Regions from separate parts of the Mus musculus genome. Here region 2 is linked to region 1. A link is a loop called in an ENCODE intact Hi-C map of the cell type or tissue named here. Cell type or tissue: gastrocnemius. All regions are shown on one strand.

The links. Hi-C counts contacts between places; a loop is a spot of excess contacts. Peaks named below come from ENCODE experiments on the same cell type or tissue, not always from the same donor. Only the 100,000 strongest peaks of a DNase experiment are listed, where the experiment ranks them.
Region 2: a loop joins it to region 1, with 4 times the contacts of the local background. A loop is called at or near these places in 24 of 42 quality-filtered maps.

The regions. Positions count from the first base shown.
Region 1 is chr19:10,956,902-10,961,901 of GRCm38, reverse strand. No RefSeq gene overlaps it. Among named protein-coding and RNA genes, the nearest start is that of Ccdc86, 10 kb to the right of the region's middle. In gastrocnemius, a CTCF peak has its summit at 2,135 (motif pointing right); DNase peaks (open chromatin) are centred at 2,138 and 2,376; H3K27ac peaks cover 1,633 bases.
Region 2 is chr19:10,706,862-10,711,861 of GRCm38, reverse strand. It overlaps Vps37c (vacuolar protein sorting 37C), which reads right to left. Exons shown (of 5, transcript NM_181403.3): 3 at 1,421-1,592; 4 at 509-591. Among named protein-coding and RNA genes, the nearest start is that of Vps37c, 21 kb to the right of the region's middle. In gastrocnemius, CTCF peaks have their summits at 1,654 (motif pointing right) and 2,319 (motif pointing right); DNase peaks (open chromatin) are centred at 944, 1,514, 2,279 and 4,197; H3K4me3 peaks cover 222 bases; H3K27ac peaks cover 2,738 bases.

The DNA.
Region 1 (5,000 bases):
CCAACTGGCCTGAGGTGAGGCTACGGAAGTCTGCTGTAGTAACCTCATGAGTAGTTCTTGGGTGAGTTTCTCTCAATGGTGGCGTTATCACAAGTTGAGCTCAACAGCACTATGTAAAGCGAACCAAAACATGCATGTCTTTAGCAAAGATGAGATAGAGCAAACCAAACCCATGCTCAGTGCTCGTCTCCCACTGTCTGAGGTCAGATTTATACTCCATCATCACAGGTCCTTTCACATGTCTGCTATAACCAAACATCCTTTCTTTTGTGAGTTGTGTCAATCGTGCTGGCTCGTGTATGTTGGAAGCAGCTGAGCAGGGGTGTCAGCATCCTCTCTTAGTCCTCAAGGGTTCAGGGGAAAGGGTTGTGGATGCAGATAGAGATGACACTCTGTGAGGGGTACACAATGAGACCCATGGTGCCAGAAGCAGGGTGCAGAGCTTCAGTGGATCCATGGCCACTTCTGAAGCAGAGGTGAGCGGCTCCGCAGGGGAAGCTCTGCAGGGTGCAAGAGGCTGGATGTGATAGTGCACACCTCTGATCTCAGCACTTGGGAAGCGGAGGCAGGCAGATGGCTGTGAGTTTGAGGCCAACCTGGTCTACATAGGGGGTTGTAGCCTAGCCAAGGCTATATAGTGAGACCCTGTCTAAACAAAAAACAAGCAACAACAAAAAAAGTAAGCGCAAAAATGCCAGGACTGGATTCCTGGAGTCTTGGGAACATAGAACAGAAGAAATATGTAAGAGCCAGACGTGTAAGGTGTGTGTGCATATGTGAACTGTGCATGCAGGAGCTGGGGACAGAACCTGAGTCCTCTACAAGAGCACCAAGTGCTCTCAACCACTGAGCCAACTCCCCAGCCACTTGAAAAGCCCACTAAAACATCCAAATTAGAAGTAAAAAGCAGAAAAGGGGGATTTATTCAATGTGGCCACATTGGGAAGAGGAACAAAAATCCATTGACATCCCCCTTCCCCAGTGCATCTCCAGGACAGATACACACATCTAAGCAGCCAGTCAAGGTGTGATCCAGTCCACCTCCGACACACCAGTGTCTACACAAAGTGACCTGAAAAGTTATTAGAAATATGTGCACACACACACACACACACACAAAGACAGGCATAGAGGCAGAGGCAGGCTGGTCTTTGTGAATTTAAGACCAGCCTGGTCTATAGAGTGAGTTCCAGGATACATAGTGAGAACCTATTTTTTTTTTAAGATTTATTTACGTATTATATGCAAGTACACTGTAGCTGTCTCCAGATACCCCAGAGGAGGGCATCAGATGTCATTATGGATGGTAGTGAGCCACCATATGGTTGCTGGGATTTGAACTCAGGATCTTCAGAAGAGCAGTCAGTGCTCTTAACAGCTGAGCCATCTCTCTAGCCCCGAGAACCTATCTTTAAGGGGGGGGGGGGGGAATCAAACTTTTAAGGGTAAAATCTCATTTCTAGGAAACAAGTACCCTCCCCGCTGCTGGAGTCTTTTCCTTCTCCCAGATTGAGACTCCCAGGGAAATCCCACTTCTTGGAGTCCATTGTTTGAATAGTCTGAGAGTCGGCTGGAGAAACCCGCATTTTCTCCTCAGGATATCTTCATTTCCGCCAGCCTGGTTGTACTTGGTGTGGGCTGTTAGCTCTTTATGGCAGCCGAGGGAGGCGAGAGACTGTAGCTGGACAGGTCTGGGTTCTAACAGAGAAGAGCCAGCCACACATCTGACCACTCCTCTGAACACAGGACAGGCCCTCATAACAAACACACATATTCCAGCATTGAGAATCCCTACACTCGGATGAGGCCTGGGCGCCCAGGTGGTACTTTAGGGATCGTTTTGACTGGGTCTATTCGGTGGAAAATCTGGAGACTGCCTAGACGTTAAGTTACCTGCACCGCTTGCTGGCTCGTCAATCAGCTCGAGGACAAGCCCAAGGCCTGGCAATGCGAGGCTTCTTGCCTGTCCAATCTTGCCCTCCCCTGTTCACCCTCAGGCAGGCCGAGCAACTTGCCCAGGGAGGCACCGCTACTAATGTAATAATAATTGCTCAGCGGGGGGGAGGGCCCAGTGCACATGAGAATGAATTTCTGAATTTGATTTGGGCAGTTTCTCTGACCTGTAGTTCTTTCTACTTTCTGACACTAGGTGGCACTCTAAGTCAGGATTTGCATTGATCATTCAGTAGCCCTGGAGCCCTGTAAAATAGACACTAACAGGTGAGAGGCTTTGACCTTTTCGTGTGAACGCAGCATGTCTGTGTGTTACAGCTAATAAACACCTTGGCCATCAAGCTGCACTTGTTGGGAACATTCTTTGCATTGTTGCTGTTGTCTCCGGTTAGAGACAAGTGTTTCTCTTACACACAGCAAGAGAACAAAATTCACAGAGATTAAGAAGGTGGGAGCGCTGCCCAGTGATCCAGTGCTTGCTCAAGAGAGTGGCTGCTGCCTTCTCCAAGGTCTGTCCAGGGAACAGTGGCTTTGGCATCCCCATGAGCTTGAAAGAAATGCTACTCGGCCCCTTCCCAGAGTACTGAAACTGTTTGCATTGTGACAAGGCTGCAAGCTGCCTGGTTAGGTTTGAGGAACACTGAAGTACCTCAAGCTCTTAAGCAATCATCTTCTAGAAACCTTGCAAGCCTTACAGACCTCCGGGGAGAGAGAGAAACTGCAAATGCCAGGGACTTGAAGGGGGTTAGAGAAACCAAAGGCAGGCTCTATGAGGTGACAGCTTCTTGCTCACTGAAGAGAAGTGGGAAGGCACAAGGGCAGGGATCTAAGCAGGGCCAATGCGAGAGAGGAAAGGACTCAGGGCCCTGTATAATACCCAAGCTGACATCCCCTTAAAAGGCTTCCAGTCTTATGCCTCTCCCATCCCAAAGGAATAAAGCTGTTGCTGTCCCTTTCTCGGGCACTTGATCTTCCCAAATGGATAATTAATTTTTTTTATTGAAAAATTTGTTTTTCATTCAATATACTCAGATCATATTTTTCTCCTCTCCCAGTTGCTCCCAGATCCTTCCCACCTCCCTACCCATCCAACCCTATGTTGTTGTTGTTGTTGTTGTTGTTGTTGTTGTTGTTGTTCTTCTTCTTCTTCTTCTTCTTCTTCTTCTTCCTTCTCTCTCTCTCTCCCTCCCTCTCTCCCTCCCTCCCTCTTTCCCTCCCTCCCTCAAACCACACACACACCTACAAAAACAGAAGTCAAAAGAGGCAAAACAAAACAATAATACAAAAAGAAATCCCTAACAAAGCAAAATGAGAGGGAAAAGTCTACAGAAATACTACTCAGTTTGGCTTGGTTTTTGTTGGCCAGCTACTCCTGGACATGGGGACTGTCCTATAGTGTGGTTAATATACCTGGTGAGATTCCTTCAAACAAATCTGGTTCTTTTTACTCCAGCCAACTGATGGCAATTGCTGTTGTTTAACAAGCCATCCCAAGACTTAGTGGTATAAAAATAACTGTGGATGAGTTTGGCAGGACAGATATGGACAGGGAGAATGTATCTCTGTTTCATGGTTTCTGGGACCTCCGTTGGTGCCAGGCTCAAAGTCAGGATTGCCTGGTGAACTGGGGATAGAATCACCACAGATGCAGCTCCTTTCCTACCTGCTAGATGATAAGGGTGTCAGCAGCTTGGCTGGGCTACCAAAGACAGCTCCAGGCGATCTCTCCACATAGGGTGACTTGTACTTCCTCACAACATGGAGGCTGAAAGTTCCAAGAGCCAGCACCCCATGAGAGCCAAGCAGAAGTACTCAGCCCTCCATGATCTAACCTTAGAAATGCTAATGTTGCATTCCATTAGCTGGGGGTTATCCTGGAGTCTGAAGAAGAGGGACATAGATCCCAGTACCTGAGGGGTGTCCAGGCGACACAGTAAGAAGATCACATGGAGGGGAGACCATACTCAGGCCAGCTTTGGAAATCCCAGTACTTAACACCTCTCCAAGAAAGTCTATCTAGATGTATGCAGAGTCATTTCAAAAGCAGAGAGCCGAAACCACACGAGCAGAAGAGGACAGCATCTGAGTGTTGTTTTATGTTGAGATGCGCAGAACAGAAAATATCACTCTGATTAATCTGTGCTTTATCGCTATAAGAAGCCCTCTTTAGTTTTGTCTTAATTATTTTGATTTATTTTAATTAACTTATTTTGTTTTATATCCAAGCTGATCTCCACCTCCTGGTCCGCTTAGTGTTCCCACCTCCTGAGTGCTGGGACTGCAGGTGTGTACCACCACACCCAGATGAGAGGCACTTTTAAAGACCTGCAGCTTCTGGCTTATTTAGAAAGAACAGGGTCAGCCTAGGCTACAGTGGGAACTTACTCATGCTTTAGATAAAGTACACAAAGGTGTGGGTAAAAATCACTAGTGTTCTTGAAGCAGAGCTCTGGATTCAAACCCTCTGGCCAGTGACCAGCTTTCATCCCTGCACCTCTGAAGAAAAAGATTAGCTGGAGACTCAGACAAGATCTGCAAGCACCACCCTTGTGTGCTAGCTACTCTGGACAGAATCTTGATGGCTTAAACTACCGGCGAAACCTAAACATGTTTATGACTTCCTAATCTCCTGCTGCAAAATGCATGATCAATATTGCTAACCATCCTGTTAGCAGCACGCCTTTTAACCTGCAGATAAATGGTGTTTGCGGAGGAAACAATCTGTTTCTATGACTCCCCTTCGGTAGAGTGAGTCAGAGTATCTGAGATGCAGATTTATGATCACAAGACAAACGGTTCTTGATGTAACTAAACAATAGGATGGCGGTGAGCTCAGGCCATGCCCAGTGATCCTGTGAGTCCCACAGGCAGCCCTGGTCCTAGGGTAACATTAGACATTTGGAGGCGCCAAAGAAACAGAAAATAGTTTGTTGACTCAGAGAGACCCGATTCACTCACCTGAGGTTGGATGTGCCATCTGGCTGAGGTCTGGAGCTGGTCTTCAACTACTGCAATGAAGAACTGAGATTCCCCACCACTAAACCAGG
Region 2 (5,000 bases), 250 kb after region 1:
TCCTGAGACAGAGTCTATTCCAAGCTCACCAATTCATCTAGACTGCCTGCAGAAACCCCAGGGGTCTGCCTGTGACTCCCGCCCACCCAGCACTGGAAAGGCGAGCATGCACAGCTTTGCCTGGATTTTTACATGGGTGTGGGGGTCAAAGCCAGGTCGGCATGCTTGTGTAGCAAGCACCCTGTCCCCTGGACTACCTCCCCAGCCTGTGGTTGCTGTTGTCAAGCTCTCACTGAGCCTGCTTTACACACTATATATTATCATAAGCATGTGTACAGGAAAACAGACTGTTGACACAGAAGAGAGTGCTGGCTGCTTTCAAGTGTTTACCGGGGCCTTAGAACGTGTTCCTATCCTGTCCTGCCATCAGTGTGTCTACCAGCACCCCAGTGCCATCTACTCAAGCCGCACTCCAAACCCTTCTGCTCTATGGTTCTTGGTCTCACCTGAGACCTGACTCCGAGGCCCACCACCGTTCAAGGGATTAGGATGCCACTCCCCACCTCACCTCAGACTCCTCCTCGATCTTCATGCCTTCGATCTGCAGAAGGTCCAACAAGGTCCCAGGCTGCAGTGCCGAGGAAAATTTCTCTGGAAGGAAGGGCAGAGAGGTCGACATTTCAAAAGCACTGCTTTAATTAAAGCTGAGGACCCTGATTTCAGGGAAGACATGTGACATGCCCTTTGTGTGCTTGGGCCTAGCCACTATAGATAGAGTCCCTGCTGCTGGTTCTGTGAGCACTCAGGACTCAGCCACAACAGGCCCCAGTGGAGAGAGAGTCCCTGCAGCTGGTTCTGTGGGGTCCTTTTGGTTCATGTAGGCGTTCACCATCTTGGTGAAGAGGAGCTGAGGGACAAGCTCAGGTCTTGGCCAAGCAGCTGCCAAGGGCACAGCCATCCAGGAAGCCTTCCTACCTCACAGGGCCTAGGTCAGCTCTGCAAGGCTCGGGGCTAAGTTGGCAGAGGCAGTGAAACATACTGACTGCCTAGATTCAAATCCCATTCCAGGGCTAGAGAGATGCTCAGCTCTTAAAGGCTATGCTTGCAAATCCCAACTCCATCTCACTCTGGTGGGATGACCTCAGGCAAGCCCTCGGCCGGCTCCAGCCTTGTTTTCCTCATCTATAAAAATAGTAAGTTCAGGACATTTTTAATACTATGAAAATTATCACCAGGGTATACAATAAATATAAATACTCAAACATTTAGACTAACTACAGTACCTACACTTTTGCTTATTTGCTTATTATCATGTAAAAACATGCAAAGCACAGTGGCTACAATGGCTGCTGGCCCTCTCCGATTCTGGGTATCTAAGCATCCTTAGTATTCCAGCTGCCTCCCTCGTCCTCCTTTGAACAGAAGTATCAATCAGCAGGGGAGATGGCCAGAGTGCTTGTCTGTGGTCGGCTGTCCCTACCCAGCTTGGCTTTCTGCTCCTGGCACCGCTCCACAAGCTTCCGCAGCTCCTGGTATTTGTCTGAGAGGTTAGAGCGGCTGATTTCCAGGGGACCTTGGAACTCCAGGTTCTGCTCTGCCAGGCTCCGGTTCGTGGCCAGTGCCATCTCTCGTTCTAACTGCAGGTCCTGAACCTAAGGAAAGCAGGACAACTGACAATGAGCTTAACTGTAACTGGTCAGCCTCCAGCAGGGGGTGCTCCTGGACTCACTGCTCAGCTTGGCGCTCAGCCCTCAACCAGTCACAGAAGCCTGGGTTTAAAGGCTATGCAGGCATTGTGACCCAGGTACCTCACCACATCCTGATCCGGAGAGCCTGTGAGAATGACACATGGGAAACAGGCAGCAAGGCTAACCACCTAACCACGGCTTCCCAATAGACAAGTACCTGCAAGTGGTTCTGTGCTGTGCAGGCCACAGCTGAAGGAGACCACTCCAGTGGGAGGGATGAAACCCAGAGTCCCCACCATTAGCCCCAAGTGAAAAAGACACATGGACACACACACCATGCATGCATACACATGAGAGGCTGCTAGGGAGAATGAAGGTGACCCAGGCCAGACCAGAAGCTAGAAATATCTGAGGTCCCAAAGGTATTAGGGAGGGAGGCCCTGTAGCCCAAGCCACTGAGCAGGACAGATATCCCCGCCTCCCAGGTCAAACAGCCCACAGAGCTATAGATAGTCCCTCAATGCTGCCTGCTGAAAATGCTTCCCTAGCCAGCAAAATGGAGCCCTCATGCAGGCCCCTTGTTAACTGCCAGTCAGGCAGAAGCAGCCTTGGAACCTTGCCCAGCGGGCTACCATCTGCTTCACCGAAAGGAGAGCTGGAGACAGGGCCACCATCGCATCGCAGTACCACATGGCACCAGCAGAGGGGGCTCAGCACTGGCCACAGAAGTTAGGGAACAGGTCAGGGCCAGCTTCCACGGGGACCGAAGGGATCAACAACACAGAGCTTCTCCTTCCACCTTGGCCAGCATGTGGCACACCAGGCCAGATGGGCTCCCACTAGAACAGCCCCAGGAAGCCAGGGGGCATCCTGGACAAGGGGTTTCCAGAAGAGCCACCCTGCTCTGACCCCTGCTCAGGGCCTCGAGCCCTGTAGTTACAGCAGGCTGCAGCCTATTGGAAAGAGGAGTGCTGCCAGTTACCTCCTGCACAGACAAGGGAGTCCGGGCTCAGGGTTAGAACCCCTTTACCTGGACTGCCTGCTGTCCAGCCAGAAACGCCATTGAGCCCCTGGACAAGCTCACTGGCACAGGAGCAGAGAAACTGCTATGTGTGACTGTTAGCCAAGGTGGCTGGAGGACGGCTCAACAATTAAGAACGCATACTGCTCATCTAAAGAATCCGAGTTCAGTTCCCAGGACCCACGTCAAGTGGCTCACACCATCTGCCACTTCAGCTCCAGGGGATCTAACAGACTCTCTGGCCTCCAAAGGCACTGCACCAAACATGCACAAACCCACACCAGACATGCCTATACATATAACAAAAAATACAGTGTTAAAAAAGAAAAGGAAAGAAAACGCCAGGGACACTTGTGTGGCCACCTCTGAGTGTAGGGCCTGCCCTTCCTGGCCACACCCTTGGCATCCTTACCTGTCCACGGCTTTTCCCTGGGTCTGAAGCACTACATCTGTGCTGTGCCACCCTCTCCCTACCCTGGAGCCCATCTCTTACTAACACCCTATGAGGCCAGGAGAGCTGCACAGCTCCCTCTCTACAGAGATGAACACTCCCACCACCTTTCTCTTCTGCCAGCCCCACATGACACAATTACTGCCTTACAGCTATGACAGACAGACAGATAGACAGACAGACAGCTAAAGGCTTTCTGAGAGAGTAAGTAGCTTGCCTTACTTTGTTTCTGTCTGTCCCACAGTGAGTATTTTTTCCCCTCAGAGAATTCAACTCATTTGCTCAAACATGGCTACAGAGAAGGTTCAATCTGCCCTTGGCCAGGAAGCTGCATCCCTTACATCTCCGGGAGGTTGTGCTTTTCCATAGGGCTGAAGGCTTGCTCAGCTTGGAAGCAATGAACTCCCAAGAGCTGGGCTTGCTTTTGCTGAGCTCCACTCCCTTCAGGGACAAGACTAGGAACCCCTTACCATCCTGTTGCTCACTGTTGGCTGAAGAAATACTTAGGGCTAAAAAGATGGCTCAGTAAGCAAAGATGCTTGCTGCTAAGCCTGACTGACCTGAGTTTGAACCCTTGGCTCCAAATGGTAGGAGAGAACCAACTCCTGAAAGCTGTCCTTTGACCTCCACACTTGTGATGTGGCATTCATGCACAGATATGTGTGTGCACAGAGATAGGACACAATAAAAAGAGGAGACCCTTGGAGTTCAATGGCAAACATCCAGCAACACAAAATCTAAGATGCAGAGACAGCTATCAGTGACACTCTTGTTCTAGATTTCAAAAAGCCTACGTGACACTCAGGGAATTCTGGATTTCAGAATGTCTTGGAATTTGTGGGTTTTTTTATATTGTGGATATCTAACTAGTAAATCTATGCAAAACATTTCAAGGGCCAAGACGTAGGAAATCTGCAAAGCTTACACCCCAGGAACCTGTGGTAAGGGACACTCAGCTGTGCGTGACTTTGCTCCTATGCTGCTGAAACCAGGCCATCCAACCTCAGGGCTGCAAGGTGAGTCACACAAAGACCTCTCCTACTCCCTGCCGTGAGGAGGCCTTTCCAACCCAACCCTGGGTCATCTCCAATCCAGCAGAGACGCCTGAGCAGGGCTGGGGAGCAGGTGGGGGAGCAGGTGGCAGCAGAAAGCACAGCAGAGGTGGATACAGGACCATGTGCACCCATGAAGCAGGGGTAAGGGTCCAGGGAGGCTGACCGGGATGCTAACTGGACAACTGCCTGTTCTTTAACACAGTGAATTCACAGAGCACACGTCACGTCTGCTCATCAGGAAAAAGGGCACACGTGAGTGACCATCAGAGGAGCCTACTGTGCTCCCGCCCCTCCCTCAAACAGATGCTTCCAGGCCAAGGACCAGCTGCAGCTGCTCTGGGGGTACCTATGGGTATTTCTAGCTGAGTGGCCACATCGAGTCACCTGACCTCCAGCTCACAGGAAGGTCACAGGAAATAATGACAGTGAGGGCCGAGTCAAGCTCTGTAAAGATAGCAGGGTGGTAAGGGCCCTGTGATTGGAAGCTGAGAGGTGGGGTGCTGGCTGCAGTGGAGAACACTATGAAACATGAGTGAGCATATCACTGTGGGGGAAGATGCCCCCCCTCTCCCTAGTGCATGAGGGAGCTGTCTCTAGGCCCACGCTGGAACGCTATGAAGACTCCTGGGCCAGTTGGGTCCCTGGCTGTCCTAGTCCAAGGTGGACCCAGCACTCCCTATCATTCCCAGGGCTCCTAGAGGACCCAGGCCCTGGCTTGAAACCTCAGGGCTGCCCTAGTAAAAGCCAAGGTAAAATTCACAGCACCAGGTGAATCCTGGCTCAAGCTCCTGCTAAGCATGAATCCTTGACAAGCATTTGTCAGGGTGGGTGGGATGGCTCAGTGG